Regions from separate parts of the Homo sapiens genome. Here regions 2, 3, 4 and 5 are each linked to region 1. Evidence: chromatin contacts called from ENCODE Hi-C or POLR2A ChIA-PET data. All regions are on one chromosome and are shown on one strand. Each heading gives the region's core, a stretch centred on a gene start or an enhancer-like site at or near the end of the contact. The rest is flanking DNA. Distances are from core to core; before and after follow the strand shown.

The links. A loop is a pair of places that touch in the nucleus more often than their neighbours do. ChIA-PET counts read pairs that join two places held with the same protein, here RNA polymerase II (POLR2A). Pooled maps may share reads with other maps.
Region 2: a loop to region 1 is called in a map with no recorded cell type, with 8 times the contacts of the local background. The contact joins the enhancer-like site here to the promoter of HSPA8 in region 1. A Hi-C loop is called at or near these places in 5 of 37 single-sample maps with no recorded cell type and 2 of 50 pooled maps. POLR2A ChIA-PET finds 5 or more read pairs at or near these places in 2 of 52 experiments (GM10248 and activated CD4-positive, alpha-beta T cell).
Region 3: a loop to region 1 is called in a pooled map, with 11 times the contacts of the local background. The contact joins the promoter of SORL1 here to the promoter of HSPA8 in region 1. A Hi-C loop is called at or near these places in 1 of 168 maps with a recorded cell type or tissue (naive thymus-derived CD4-positive, alpha-beta T cell), 12 of 37 single-sample maps with no recorded cell type and 16 of 50 pooled maps. POLR2A ChIA-PET finds 5 or more read pairs at or near these places in 6 of 52 experiments (BJ, CD4-positive, alpha-beta T cell, CD4-positive, alpha-beta memory T cell and 3 more).
Region 4: a pooled map shows a loop between it and region 1 (4-fold over the local background). The contact joins the enhancer-like site here to the promoter of HSPA8 in region 1. A Hi-C loop is called at or near these places in 1 of 37 single-sample maps with no recorded cell type and 4 of 50 pooled maps. POLR2A ChIA-PET finds 5 or more read pairs at or near these places in 2 of 52 experiments (activated CD8-positive, alpha-beta memory T cell and activated T-cell).
Region 5: a loop to region 1 is called in a pooled map, with 7 times the contacts of the local background. The contact joins the enhancer-like site here to the promoter of HSPA8 in region 1. A Hi-C loop is called at or near these places in 7 of 37 single-sample maps with no recorded cell type and 4 of 50 pooled maps.

Annotation. Positions count from the first base shown.
Region 1 is chr11:123,060,683-123,063,463 of GRCh38, forward strand. It overlaps HSPA8 (heat shock protein family A (Hsp70) member 8), which reads right to left and starts at 1,454. Exons shown (of 9, transcript NM_006597.6): 1 at 1,382-1,454; 2 at 438-647; 3 at 1-116. The coding sequence starts at 642. It overlaps LOC124902775 (a long non-coding RNA gene), which reads left to right and starts at 1,980. Exons shown (of 2, transcript XR_007062927.1): 1 at 1,980-2,781. RefSeq lists enhancers at 1,203-1,372, 1,933-2,202 and a silencer at 1,523-1,912.
Region 2 is chr11:121,428,966-121,431,746 of GRCh38, forward strand. No RefSeq gene overlaps it. Among named protein-coding and RNA genes, the nearest start is that of SORL1, 22 kb to the right of the region's middle. RefSeq lists enhancers at 1,326-1,455, 1,526-1,595. Within about 2 kb of position 1,431, at least 4 of the 41 ENCODE cell types and tissues checked have a DNase peak (open chromatin) inside an H3K27ac peak, as active enhancers do.
Region 3 is chr11:121,450,972-121,453,752 of GRCh38, forward strand. It overlaps SORL1 (sortilin related receptor 1), which reads left to right and starts at 1,343. Exons shown (of 48, transcript NM_003105.6): 1 at 1,343-1,645. The coding sequence starts at 1,361. SORL1-AS1 (SORL1 antisense RNA 1) reads right to left here and starts at 1,996. Exons shown (of 3, transcript NR_183636.1): 1 at 1,704-1,996. RefSeq lists enhancers at 300-359, 1,750-1,939, 1,950-1,999, 2,040-2,109, 2,130-2,179 and silencers at 1,230-1,279, 1,410-1,459.
Region 4 is chr11:121,493,443-121,496,223 of GRCh38, forward strand. All of the region lies in intron 5 of SORL1 (sortilin related receptor 1), which reads left to right. Among named protein-coding and RNA genes, the nearest start is that of SORL1-AS1, 42 kb to the left of the region's middle. Within about 2 kb of position 1,394, at least 5 of the 41 ENCODE cell types and tissues checked have a DNase peak (open chromatin) inside an H3K27ac peak, as active enhancers do.
Region 5 is chr11:121,568,684-121,571,464 of GRCh38, forward strand. SORL1 (sortilin related receptor 1) reads left to right here. Exons shown (of 48, transcript NM_003105.6): 23 at 1,474-1,587. Among named protein-coding and RNA genes, the nearest start is that of SORL1-AS1, 120 kb to the left of the region's middle. RefSeq lists enhancers at 1,271-1,320, 1,431-1,600, 2,061-2,562, 2,563-2,781. Within about 2 kb of position 1,433, at least 3 of the 41 ENCODE cell types and tissues checked have a DNase peak (open chromatin) inside an H3K27ac peak, as active enhancers do.

The DNA of each region.
Region 1 (2,781 bases), core at 204-2,703:
GTATTCTACTTGGACCTTGGGCCTGCCAGCATCATTCACCACCATAAAGGGCCAATGTTTCATATCAGACTGGACAACAGCATCATCAAATCTGCGTCCAATCAGACGTTTGGCATCTGTAAAAGGTGTCAAATGAAAACACTTTCAATTTCATAGCTCTTCTGATAAAACTCAAGTCCATGATTACTCAAATACCTAACAGTTCATAGGTAGGTGAATTCAACTACCATATAGGTAGCAAAGGTTCAAACTTCAACCTCCTACGTTATCCAGATTTCAGCCTGAAAGGTTTCTACAACCTGTTTTATAACAGACTTGATAACAAGTCTCTCAGCTCAGTTTTTCTAAAATCAAAAAGTTCCCTCCTCACGTTTCATAAACTTTTGTGCTTCCTAGCCCTGTTATATTTGTTCTGTCATTTAAAATTAGGAACTCACCAAAAACTGTGTTGGTGGGGTTCATTGCAACTTGATTCTTTGCGGCATCACCGATCAACCGTTCAGTGTCCGTAAAGGCGACATAGCTTGGAGTGGTTCGGTTTCCCTGATCATTGGCAATTATCTCGACTTTTCCGTGCTGGAAAACACCCACACAAGAGTAGGTGGTGCCAAGATCAATACCAACTGCAGGTCCCTTGGACATGGTTGCTGAAAAAAAGAAAAATCTGGTTTAAAAATTCAATTAATCAAAATATTTCCCTCATCCCTTAACAGAACACTTAACCAGGAAAAACGTATGGCCACTGCCAAGAGGTAATAGTGCCCATCACCTCCTGTCTAAGCACGCGCGAGGTCCAGAACTAGTGCTGCAGTCCAGGTTGCCGTGCCAACCGCAGCAGAGCACGCCCTAGATGAAGGACCCATCTACCCAGACGGCGTGGGGCGTTGCTCAACACGTGGTCTTACCCCGAACTGAGCACTGTCTGTTCCCCTCCCTCGCCAGGTGCCAGTGCCCCCGGGAGTCAACGGGCTTTTAACTACTCCGGAATGTACCCCCATACTGGAAGCACGCCAAGAACAGCTCTGAAGAACCACGGTGGGACTGGACTAAGCAGGGAACTGGGTGAAAGAAAACGCTGGCTCCACTTCCCCGCGCGCCAGGCAAACCGATGCAGCAACCCTCCCCCGCCACGCGGCCGCCGGGCGTCTCCCAGCCTCCCCTGGGGCCACTGCGGCCCACTCCCTACATTTCCGTCCTGCCGGCTGCAACCAAATACCGCTGCCATCCCACCGAAAACTGAGGCCCTTTAAGCCGGTAGAAGGAGCCGCACACTCGCCTCGACGAGATTCTCAGAACCCCCAAGCCTCAGCAAGCCCAACAGGCCTGTGTGGAGGCTGCACGCTCCCAGACCCACAACCCAACTCTTGAGCAGAGGTTTTACCTGGGGTGTAGGCCTGGCTCCAATAACGAAGGAAGCCACAAAAAACCCAAGAGCTGCAGGCGAGTTCAATGAGACCGGTTTCCGCCCGCCACCCTGCCTCTTATACCCTATCTTAGAACCTTCCAGAAGGGGCCCGCCCCTGCTGCCTGCCATTACGGCTTCCCCGGCCAATAGACGCCCGGCTGCCCTTACAAGACCCAATCACAAGCCCGGCTCCACTCCTCGGGCCTCGCCCCCTTCCGCACCCACCCCACCGCGCTCCGCCTCACGATAACGCACTCACCGCAGCGTTCTGGAACTTTCAAGCTCGCCCCCGCTCTCCGGACGGCCCCGGGGAAAGGGAGGGTGGGGCGCAGCGAGTCCGCGCGCGGGAGTCCTCAGTTACCCCGGGCGGGGGAGGGGAGCGTCCACCTCTACGCATGCGCCCCCAGCTTCCGCGGGAGGGAGGGGGCGGAAAAAGGAGGAGGAAGAGGGGCGGGCAAACTTGGAACTAACCAATGATAGCGGCGCTAGCCGGGATCTTGGCCGGCACAGAACTGGGGGCGGAATCGCGCGGGGCCTGAAGGGAGGGGTTTGGGCGCGGGAGCCGGGCAGGAGAAGACGGAAGTGGAGCGAGGACAAAATGGCTGCGAAGGTTGTTGCTCCCCTCCCCCACCCACGTCCGAATCCTCCTTTCCATGCCCCACCTTCGTGTTCCAGACGGGCCTCTAAGTGCCCCGGGTTTCGCGAATCTGTATTTCATAGCGTGGCTTTGGACAAGGGCTGACCCCGAGGGGCTGGGGCGAAGGTTCCGGCTTCAGGGTGCCACTAGGGCTGCTCGCTCACGGCCCCCCAGGATTGGGATTGGAGGGAGCCGCCAGGCCGCCGCGGGGTGGGGCGGGTTAGCTCGGCAGGCCTCCCAGCACCTGCATTTCCCTACGGCAACTGTCGGGAGGCAGCCCCCGACGCAGAGGTTTAAGGGGCCCGGCTTTTCAGAACCGCCTCAGGACGCGGTCGTGTCTGGATCCCTCCGCGGAAAAGAAGGCGAAACCGCTTCTCTGAGCCCTGACCGTTAGGCCCCTTCCCACCTCCGTCTAGAACAGATTCGGCTTCTTGGCTCAGTCCTTCCCCAACTAGCCCAAGCCCTACATTTCCCCGTTGTTTATAAAATAAACAGGTTTAAATGGTGGCGAGTGTGTTCTTGGTTAGGTGAACCAGGCATTAGGAATCATAGGTTCCAGTAGCCGTGCGTCCTTGATTTAGACTTTCTGAACGTTTGTATTTTCAGTAACATGAGGTGATATCTTTCCTGGTTTGACTTTCATCAAAAATTAAACGACAGACCATACCGACGCTTTGAAAACGTGACTGAGCTGGTGCACAAAACAATGGTGCCTAGAATTTTGAATTGTGCAATGTTG
Region 2 (2,781 bases), core at 181-2,680, 1.6 Mb before region 1:
ACACTCTATTCCGACCAATTTATGGTGTCAATCACGGGTAGGGGAAGGATCAGTGAAGGGATGTATGGCCAGGTATTTATCATGCCTGGCAGAGTGAATGTATTTAAGTTCATTGTTACTTACGCCAAGATTATTTGCAATTTCAACCTTATTTCTTTTTCTTTTTCTTTTTTTTTTGAGACAAGGTCTCACTCTGTCATCCAGGCTAGAGTGCAGTGGCATGATTTTGGTTCACTGCAACCTTTGCCTCCCAGGATCAAGCAATCCTCCCACCTCAAGTAGCTGGGACCACAGGCTACACCCAGCTGATTTTTGTACTTTTTTTTTTTTTTTGGTAGAGACAGGGCTTTGCCATGTTGCCCACGGTGGTCTCGACCTCCTGGGCTCAAGTCATCCACCTGCCTCAGCCTCCCAAAGTGTTGAGATTATAGGTGTGAGCCACTGTGCCTGGCCTCAATCTTATTTCTAATTTGGCATAAATGGCTTTTGTCTTCTGGAAAAGAATTTCAGATGTCAACAACAGATGAAAAATATATTTCATGGACTCAGTAGCTTCTGCAATCATATCACTAAGGAAACAAATACTTTTAAAAAGATCTACAAGCATCCTTAAGTGTTTTTGAATACATATCTTATCACAAGAGCTCTAAAGAATTTATCATTTTTTCACGTAAGAAAATCAAGCTTTAAAAAAATTAACTTTTCCCCCATACCGCTAGTATCAGCAGAGCTCAAATTTCACTTCAGTTCTGGCAATTTGCAGGGCCCAGGATTTTTTATTACACCAGTAAATAAGTTCCTCTTTTGTCTTTGCTTAAAGCAGTCCTGGGGATGAGGGTAGAGGGAAGGAATGGCTACACAGAGACAGAAGACATCCCTGCCCAAGAACACACTCACATCCCAAGACTCAGGAAACTTTAAATCCATATATGAACGAGAGAAGGTGAACCTAACTGGAACTGTATCCACAGCTCTTGTTTATATAATGAAGAAATACATAATTAGAGTTGGGAGTGATTAATCAAGGATAACTTCCTGGAGGGAATAATTTCAGATTAGAGTTTTGAAAGATGCCAGGAGGGAGAGGATTCTGAGAATAGAAAAATGAGAATCTCATTCATAATTTCATTAGTTCTAGCTTTTCAGATGGGCCATGTATGCAAATGTGTTTGAATGTGAGAAGCTGTATAAAGAAATCACCTTTTATTTCTTTGGAAATTTCTGTTATGTTCTGTTTAAATGGCTGAAACTCTAGGGGGGCCTGCTAAGATTATTAAAAAGAAATTGGTCATTAAATTTAAACTGTCTAGTAGATGAATTTAAAAAGCCAGCTGTCAGAAAACCCCCTCACTTAAAAATAAGGGGCATCATGGAGTTATCACAGAGGAATTATGAATAATATGGCTGCGGTCCCTCTACTTTCTGTCTTTTTGGTTTTTACCCCAATGAAGAGAAAAGGAAATTAGGGAACTGAGAGTATGAAAGAATAAACATGGCTGATGTAATTACATAATCTGCGTCAAGAGACCTTCTTTTTCTGTCTCACAGGTGTGTCTCTCGTTACTAGCTGGGGAGGTAAGGAGGGCAAGTTGGGGAGGTGGTACAGTTGAGTGACCCTTTGATTTAAAAAAATCTAAATTGCAATGTCTGTGTAGATTGTCTTCATCATCTAGTGGTCCACCATGAAGTGCAAAGAGTCCTGAGAGGATGACCCCTGACCCTTGACCCCTGTCCTCAATGCCCACCATGGCATCAAACCCACAGTGTTCCTTTCCCCTACTAAATGTACACCAAAACACCATGGCTTTTTCTTTTTTTTTTCTGAGACGGAGTCTCGCTTTGTCACCCAGGCTGGAGTGCAGTGGCGCGATCTCAGCTCACTGCAACCTCTGCCTCCCAGGGTCAAGCAATTCTCATGCCTCAGCCTATAGAGCAGCTGGGATTACAGGTGCTCGCCACCACGCCTGGCTAATTTTTGTATTTTTCATAAAGACTGGGTTTCACCATGTTGCCCAGGTTGGTCTCGAACTCCTGGCCTGAAGTGATCCACCTGCCTTGGCCTCCCAAAGTGCTGGGATTACAGACGTGAGCCACCAGGCCCGGCATGAGCCACTGCGCCTGGCCATGGATGTTAAAACAGCCTTCTATTGAGGAGTTTAGAAAAGTATTCTAGCTAGATGGAGTTGGGGGCTGTTTGGGATGGCTGTGCTTCAAGCCTTCCTTCTGGGAAATGTCCTTCCCCCACATCTGCTGATTACTGTGGGCACATGACTCCACTTGACCGACCAGAATACCCCATCCTCCTGGATATAGAACACTGGGGCATGTGACCTCAGCAGAATCCTCTTCAGGGACTGATATGGACTGAATGATGTGGTGGGGAGAGAAGGTTCTCTCTTTTCTCTTTAAGGATAGTATAAGCCAGGGACAATTGGTGATCATCTTTGGGTCATATGGACAAAATCTGAGTGAAGCCAATGGACCCAGGTACCTATAGAACTAAGAGGTGACAAAAAATTAATAGTCCTTATAATTTGAAATCCTAGACTCAGCCAGGCCTGAAGTTAGATCACCTCTAGACCTCTTGGTTATATAAGTCAATACATTTCATTTATCACTTCAGCTGGTTTTAGTCTCTACCCCTTACATCTAAAAGACTAGTGGCTAATATAGAGGGAAGCAGACACAGGTAGAGATAAAGGGTTGTGCCTCTTTTAGATAATTTTCTCCTTTGTACCTTTTACAAAGGGCTGGATCTTACTGCTTATGCTTTCGGAGGGC
Region 3 (2,781 bases), core at 93-2,592, 1.6 Mb before region 1:
CTAAGCTACCTGAAAAGTACTAGAGTGGGCCGGGGTAGGAATCGGGCTACCGTGGCTTGTCGGAGATGAGGAATGTTTTTAGAAAATTGAACTGACCATCCCTTCCTTCCCCTGAACAGCAGCTTGTATGCAACTATAAAGGTAGTCTCCCTTTCAGCCCTGCTTGCTGTGTCTTTATTCTTATCAAAAACCAGGATCTGAGTTCAGAGGGCAGTGAAACATAAAATGAAATAGGAAAGGTTGCAGTAGTACATAGACTTTGGCTGCTCCCACTAACCTGCAAAAAAAATATTTTCCTTGGGCGTACCTTAGCAGTTCCATGGCAGAAGTTTTATCTCCTGTGGTTCAGAGAGTTTGGCTCGTCAAGCTGAATGTAGGGTTAAAGTGTGTCCTCCCTCCTCTGTGGGTGTTTGCCTAGCTCCTGGCTGTGGGTTGAAGGGACTGGTAAATATGTCTATTTTACTGCTGAGGCAGGGTGGCTCAGTGCTTGGTCACCTTGGAGGGATCATAAGCAAGCCGCCGCTGGGGCCCTGTGCCACGCACAGGTATTCATGCGTGCGTGCAAGCACACCCTGTATAGCTGTGTAATAATTGTCCAGGTGTGGTGCATTCTTTGTCAGATGTACCCTTGTTTTTACTGCCTCTGTGCAGGATGTTTATTTGCTGTGCTTCAGGCTGGGGCACGTAGCTTGATCAAGGGTAGTTTTTGCTGTGGCCCCTGCAAATACGTTGTGGTGCCCAGAGTAGATGAAAAACTGTGAGTTTCCCAATAGAGCGGGTTCATCTGGACTCTTGTTGGTTGCGTTCTAGGAGCTAATTCTGTGGCTCTGGACTCTTCCCTGGAGGTGGGGATGAGGCCGGGGCCGGGGGGAGGTGGTCTTGTGGCGCTACTGCGGGCTGTGCACTCAGGAAAGTGGCCACGGTTTAGGACGACCTCGACACGACCCTGTATAGGACGCAACTAACTCCAGAGAAAACGAGCGAGCCCCATGCAACTCTTCATTCCTGCAGGGAGAACAAGGAGGTGTGCCCGCCAGGGAAGGGACGCACCCCCACCGGCGCTCGCTGCCTTAACTTCCCCATCCCCGCGCCAGGGAGGGGCCGGAGTCGCCGCCGAGGCCGCCGAGCGCAGAAAGTGCGCGAAAGGGACGCGCTGCGAGCCTCACACGTGACGGCGCCGCGCCGAACCGAGCGGGACCTGGCGGCAGCGGCGGCGGGCGCAGCGGGGCGGCCCGGAGCGGCGCGGGCGGCCTGGAGCCCCGGGAGCGGCGCGCGCGGTCCCGGCCCAGCGGCTCTCCTGGCCTCGCGCTGCACATTCTCTCCTGGCGGCGGCGCCACCTGCAGTAGCGTTCGCCCGAACATGGCGACACGGAGCAGCAGGAGGGAGTCGCGACTCCCGTTCCTATTCACCCTGGTCGCACTGCTGCCGCCCGGAGCTCTCTGCGAAGTCTGGACGCAGAGGCTGCACGGCGGCAGCGCGCCCTTGCCCCAGGACCGGGGCTTCCTCGTGGTGCAGGGCGACCCGCGCGAGCTGCGGCTGTGGGCGCGCGGGGATGCCAGGGGGGCGAGCCGCGCGGACGAGAAGCCGCTCCGGAGGAAACGGAGCGCTGCCCTGCAGCCCGAGCCCATCAAGGTGTACGGACAGGTGAGCAGTTTTGCAACCCGCCTCCCTCCAGTTTTTTCCTCTCCCTGCACTTCCTCACCCCCGCATCCATCCGTTGCAGTCGCCTCCTAGGTGCAGGCACCACTGGGGACTTCCCGGCTTGCATTTGTTTTTTTCCTTCACGAGTACAACCGTCAGCACTTGAATCGCATTGATCTTTCCTTCTTCCTGTCGATTTAGTAAACGTATTCCAGGTAACTCGCCGGGTGCAGTGCGTATTACCCCAGGGTGTGTGCAGAGAGATGTAGTTTCCGGCAGGTATAGGAGGGGTGCAGCTTCATTTTACATCTGGATAAAAAACGGGCTTTCTTTAGTGTATCATCAGTTGGCAGTGGAGGCGAGCACCCTGCAGTTGCGGTACACTTACACAGAACAGCACGAGGTGGGGGTTTCCACACTTAGCATTATTAGCACAATAAAAGTGGGCAAACCTGAAAGCTTGTCGACTATCTCTGTACAGTCAGACAAGAGGTGTGTGTATGTGTGTGCGTGTGTAAAGGCTGAATTTTTAATTTTTAATTTTTGGCGAGCGTGTGAGATGCTCTCCATTCCTTCTTCCCCACCCTTCAAGATGCTGACTCTCCCACCCCCGTCAAGATAACTTTATTTTGGAGAGGAATACCCCTCATGGCACTTGGAGATTTGAAAGGACTGCAGGAAATTTGGTGGGCATTATTATTCTATAAGTGATTTATTTCTACCCAGGCAATAGGTTTATTAGATCATAAGTAACGTGAATTTCACTTTTATGGTCAGACTTACTGCGAGGAATTGCAGATGGAGTTTGTAGGTTAGGATCAGCACTGGCAAAATTAATTTGACCGTGTTATTGCCTCATGAGACTCCCAGTCCTGCAGTTAAGATTGACATCAGCAAAAGTATAAGGTCGGTGGGGGAGAAAAAGTAGGACCAGAGGAGGGGGTAAATACACTTGTTTTCTAGAGTCAAATTGTTCCTTTTGAAGTAGAAATTATTAATAAAAGATTACCCTGAGTTCTGCCTTTTCTCACTAATTTCACTTTAGCCATTTCTTCAGGAAATACAGAGTTAAATGTTCAACCCTTGGATCCAGGACGAACCTTGTAAACATATCACCCTATTGTGTCATTTTGTTGGTG
Region 4 (2,781 bases), core at 144-2,643, 1.6 Mb before region 1:
TATGAAGTTTCACCATGTTGGCCAGGCTGGTCTTGAACTCCCAACCTTAGGTGATCCACCCACCTTGGCCTCCCAAAGTGCTGAGATTACAGGTGTGAGCCACCGTGCCTGATCTCATGCCTGTTTTCTATTTGATTATTAGTCTTTTCATTGTTGGTTTCAAGGAGCTCTTTATATATTCGAGATTAGCCCTTTGGCTGTGATATGAGATAGATCGTATGTGTGTGTATTTATATTTCTATCTCCTAGTTTTTCATTTGTTTTTAGACTTTTACTTGTAATTTTAGTCCTCATTAAGTGTAATGGTCCCAGAAGATGTAGATACTGCCTTTGTTTCTTTTAGTTCTCCATGTAAAGTGAAATGTCTTTTAGTTGGTATTGCTTCCTTAGTAATAGAGGTAAAGATGGAGCTGGTATGTTGAGGAGCCTTACAGCTGACCATCATCAGACACCCATAGATTCTGTTTATGTTTCCACAGAGGGTAGCTGTTTCTGACCCTTTTGTTATTTTCCTTGAGCAAAAGTTGTGGGATCTTAGTGAAATTATAACCACAGTCTCATCCAAGGACACCCTCTGCTCAAGGAGAACCATTAGAACTTTCTTCTGCTTTATTTGAATTTTAAGGGGAAAAATTGTTCTTTTATCTGCTTAAGAAACTATAAATTAAGAGGGCAAACCAGCAGAATTACTAGATAAGGGAACATACAATTTAGAAATTTTAAGTTCTAAAATCATATTGTACCTTCTGCCTCTGTGTAGATATACAGATATCCTGGGAGAAAGGACTGGTTTATCTCATTGAAGCTAATGACATGTCGGTTAGGGGATTTTAGGCTATTTGTGGGATTTCTCCCCCTAGGTTTCCCCATAATAAGTGAAAGCGTAATCTAGTCTCTCAGAATAATGATATACATTTGTTCAACAATGCTTGGCGAGTTGGGAGCAGCAGGAGTGGGAAAGCTAAAAATTTACATGGTCCGGAGCTTGAGATTGGCAAGACAGAACAGTGGAAGACCTGGAGGGGGCTGAGGGGACTCAAAGATACCCTGTGGAGCATCATTGAGGGATTTCAGGTGAGGCCAGGTGAGGCTGGTGACTGCTCAGAGATAGAGCAAGGATTGGAATTTCTCAATGAGGACAAAGACAATAGAAAGTAGGTGTCAGTGAGCGTAAGACATTGGAAGTCTAAGTGATTGCAAAGTATGAGAACTTGTAGGTGGAGCAGCTTGCAGAAATGGGAGGTCCAAATATGGATTACGGAAGAAAATTGGGATGAAAGTCACAGTTCTTTCTATCTCTAGGTGTTGGCTGCTGCTTTTGGCTAGGAAGGAATAATAGAGGTGAGCTGGGTCTCAAAATAGCTCAATAAAGGTTCCTTCCTCTCTGCCGTTTTAAAAATACCAAGCAGCCTCATTTTAATTTGCATATCCTCTGGCTAGAGGAAGTACTTTAATCAGTACTTCTAATTGTGGAAAAGAAGAGAACATGCCACCACCCGCCCACACATGCACACAGAGGATCTGATAATGAAGAATAGTGTTCTCCCACACTAGGACCAAAGCTGCTGGTTTCTCCGTTGCCCTAAGAATCCAGATTGTAGGGCAAAACTCAAGTCTTGCTCCCATTGTAAAAAGAAGCTCTTTTTTCTTTGTTTTTTCAAGACAGGGTATTGCTCTGTTGCCCAGGCTGGAGTGCAGTGGCACAATCATGGCTCACCCAGCCTCAAACTTCCAGGCTTCAATCCACCCACCTCAGCCTCCTGAGTAGCTGGGGCTACAGGTGTACGCCAGCATACCTGGCTAATTTTTTTAAATTTATTTTTTGTAGAGGTGGAGTCTCACTATGTTGCCCAGGCTGGTCTTGAACTCTTGGGTTCAAATGGTCCCCCTCCCTACCCTGGCCTCAGCCTCCCAAAGTGTTGGGATTACAGGTGTGACCCACTACATCTGGCAAAAGAGGTTCTTGTTTTTCTGTTTCTTATTTTCCTTTTTGGGAGGGGTGGGGGGAATATGCTCTTGACAGTATATCTCTGAAGGAATTTGACACGATTACCTTCATTATTCTGAGAGCCATCATGCATATGGGATTGTATAAGGGCAGTTACCTAACTGAGGCCTTCTGCTTTTCCTTGAGTCATCACTCTGTATTCTCACTACAAGACTATCTTCCCGACTTTACCATTTATTTTTTCCATTTGCTGAATGGTTCCCATGGCCTTGGTGTTCTTGAGAATGTTAGGAGACCTGGAGCAGATAAGTTGTCCTCTGAGCTGCTGTGTGGGGATTCTTGGGGGATCACTGGCTCAGAAGTTCTTCTCCAAGGTAGTTTGGCCTGGTCATTCTATGTTTTCATTTTGGATTAGCTTCTTGAATTGCCCCACAGATCCAATGCAGAAAGTATCTCTTCAGCTAGGAATACTATAGGGTAAAATGAAATCTAAGACATGGCCTTCCGAGGCATCTATACTGTGTCTAGGAAGCTCAGACAAATACATAATGGTGAACAATAAAATACAGTGTCTAAGAGGCATTACTGCATAAAGGAATAAGACTGATTCTAAAAAATCACCCAACTAAAGGGGTTTTATACCTTTGTTTGGAGTTCAAACTCATGTAAAAGGCTTGGAATTGGATGCTGCAGAGGGATGTTATTGCTAGTGTTGGGAGAAGAGAGGACAGCACTGAGGAAGGCTTCCTGGAAGATGAAGACTTGAACTTGATGACAGAGGAGAGTAGGAATTGGATGGAGGGATCAGAGTGCGTGCAGAGGGCATCTCCTCA
Region 5 (2,781 bases), core at 183-2,682, 1.5 Mb before region 1:
TTCTGTGTAGACACAGTCCATTAAGGAGTTCTGTGTGTAATTAGTATTTTATAATGTTGATGTACTGTATTCACTACCCAATAGACTCAACTGGTATTGTGGTTATCCTTCTTAAAGCATTGTATCTGCTTCTAAATATTTCTTCCAGCCTCCTCCTCTCTTTTGATTTTAACTAAAAGAGGAAAGCAAGAGGCTAGTATGGGACATTTCCTTCCCTGTAGACACGTGTGCTTGGCATTCCTCCTCCCCCTTTACCATCATGTTACTTGTTGTGGGAAGTCCGGGACCCCGAACGGAGGGACCAGCTGAAGCCATGGCAGAAGAACGTGGATTGTGAAGATTTTATGGACATTTATTAGTTCCCCAAATTAATACTTTTATAATTTCTTATGCCTGTCTTTACTGCAGTCTCTGAACATAAATTGTGAAGATTTCACGGACACTTATCACTTCCCCAATCAATACCCTTGTGATTTCCTATGCCTGTCTTTACTTTAATCTCTTAATCCCGTCATCTTCGTAAGCTGAGGAGGATGTATGTCGCCTCAGGACCCTGTGATGATTGCATTAACTGCACAAATTGTAGAGCATGTGTGTTTGAACAATATGAAATCTGGGCACCTTGAAAAAAGAACAGGATAACAGCAATGTTCAGGGAACAAGACAGATAACCTTAAACTCTGACTGCCGGTGAGCCGGGCGGAACAGAGCCACATTTCTCTTCTTTCAAAAGGAAATGGGAGAAATATCGCTGAATTCTTTTTCCCAGCAAGGAACATCCCTGAGAAAGAGAATGCGTCCCTGAGGGTAGGCTTCTAAAATGGCCGCTTCGAGGGGCGGCCATCTTTTATGGTCGAAGCTGTAGGGATGAAATAAACCCCAGTCTCCTGTAGTGCTCCTAGGCTTATTAGGATGAGGAAATTCCTGCCTAATAAATTTTGGTCAGACTGGTTGTCTGCTCTCAAACTCTGTCTCCTGATAAGATGTTATCAGTGACAATGCGTGCCCAAAACTTCATTAGCAATTTTAATTTCGCCCCGTCCTGTGGTCCTGTGATCTTGCCCTGCCTCCATTTGCCTTGTGATATTCTATTACCTTGTGAAGCACATGATCTCTGTGACCCACACCTTATTCGTACACTCCCTCCCCTTTTGAAATCACTAATAAAAACTTGGTGGTTTTACGGCTCAGGGGGCATCACGGAACCTGCCGACATGTGATGTCTCCCCAGACACCCAGCTTTAAAATTTCTCTCTTTTTTTACGCTGTCCCTTTATTTCTCAGACCGGCCGACACTTAGGGAAAATAGAAAAGAACCTATGTGAAATATCGGGGGTGAATTTCACCCGATATCTGGCTGAATTTCCCCCGATAGTTACTAAAGGGAGGGAAACTCAAAAGAGAAAGACCTGTGGTCCAGCAGTAAGAATAATATTGGTTTCATTTCCTCCCCTGCCGCACTCTGATGGGTAGAGAACACCTGTCTTCGCAACCAGTATCGCTGCAGCAACGGGAACTGTATCAACAGCATTTGGTGGTGTGACTTTGACAACGACTGTGGAGACATGAGCGATGAGAGAAACTGCCGTGAGTCTTCTGGATTGGACGTTAAGCACTTACCATTACTCAGAAGCCTGGTTGGCTCTTCCCAGGCTGAGGGCCTAAGGTCTAGGGCGAGGGCCACCCATGATTGGTGATGCCCATCTAAGTTGATGGGGCTTAGATGACAGAGAAAACATATTTCCATACACAGGTAGATATTAGATATATAGGATTAATATTATATACATAATATTTTTTTAACCACCCCAGAAGTACCACTCGTTACAAGAGATTTATAAATAAACGTCACATGGCTGAAACTGAATTGATTTGGCAATCTGGGCTCTAATCTTGGCTGTGGCTCTGTAATAAAGCTGGTGACTTGGGGCGAGTAAACAGGTGATATTCTTTGATTTGGAAATTCAATATTCAGCCTTTTTAGGGATGGGAAATGAGTATTTACTCCAGTTGGTTGATGTTGGCTACCTACCAGGCTCAAGAGAGATTGTTTTCATTGGTTAGTAATGCATAGCTTGGCCTACAGTGTGGGGCCATTGGTGTACATGCCATGTAAGTGTCATCTTTAGGCTGTATAATTTTTAAGATCTGACTTCTAAAGTATAAGACTGTGGTTAGCAGAAGTTAAAACCAAACAACCACAAATAACAGATAGTTTATTAACCATGAATTTTCACTATCTTTTCTTCACTTAATTTTTAATAGCTTCGACATTATCTTATAAGGAGATGATTTGCCCTTTTGTCAGTCATGCACTCACTCAACAAGCAGTTGCTATACACCCTGTGTTCCAGGCTCTGTGCTGGGCCTGCATATATATTGCCGATCAAGGCAGAAACGGAGTTCACAGTCTGAAGTAGGAGTCAGAAAAATAGGCAGTTACAGTAGAGTGACGGGCACTGCGATGCGGAAGTGTCATATGCATGTAGGATGGGCACCCAAAGCAAACTTGGGCAGGCCCTAGCAAAGAGCTCTGGAGAGTGTCTGGGGTGAACCAAGCAGAGGTGGAGGGAATCAATTCACAGGCAAGGGAGCAGCATGTGGGGAAGCTGGCATGGCCAGGAAACTGGTTTGAGTTATGGAGAATGGGCATGGGCACAGGGGCCAAGGTGAAGTTAGATGAGTGGGCAGCGCCCAGGACAGCAAGGGCTTTGTGGACTTTATCGGAGAAGCAGTTGGGAACCACTGATGTCATGTGATGAAAGTTCATCTTTGGAAGGA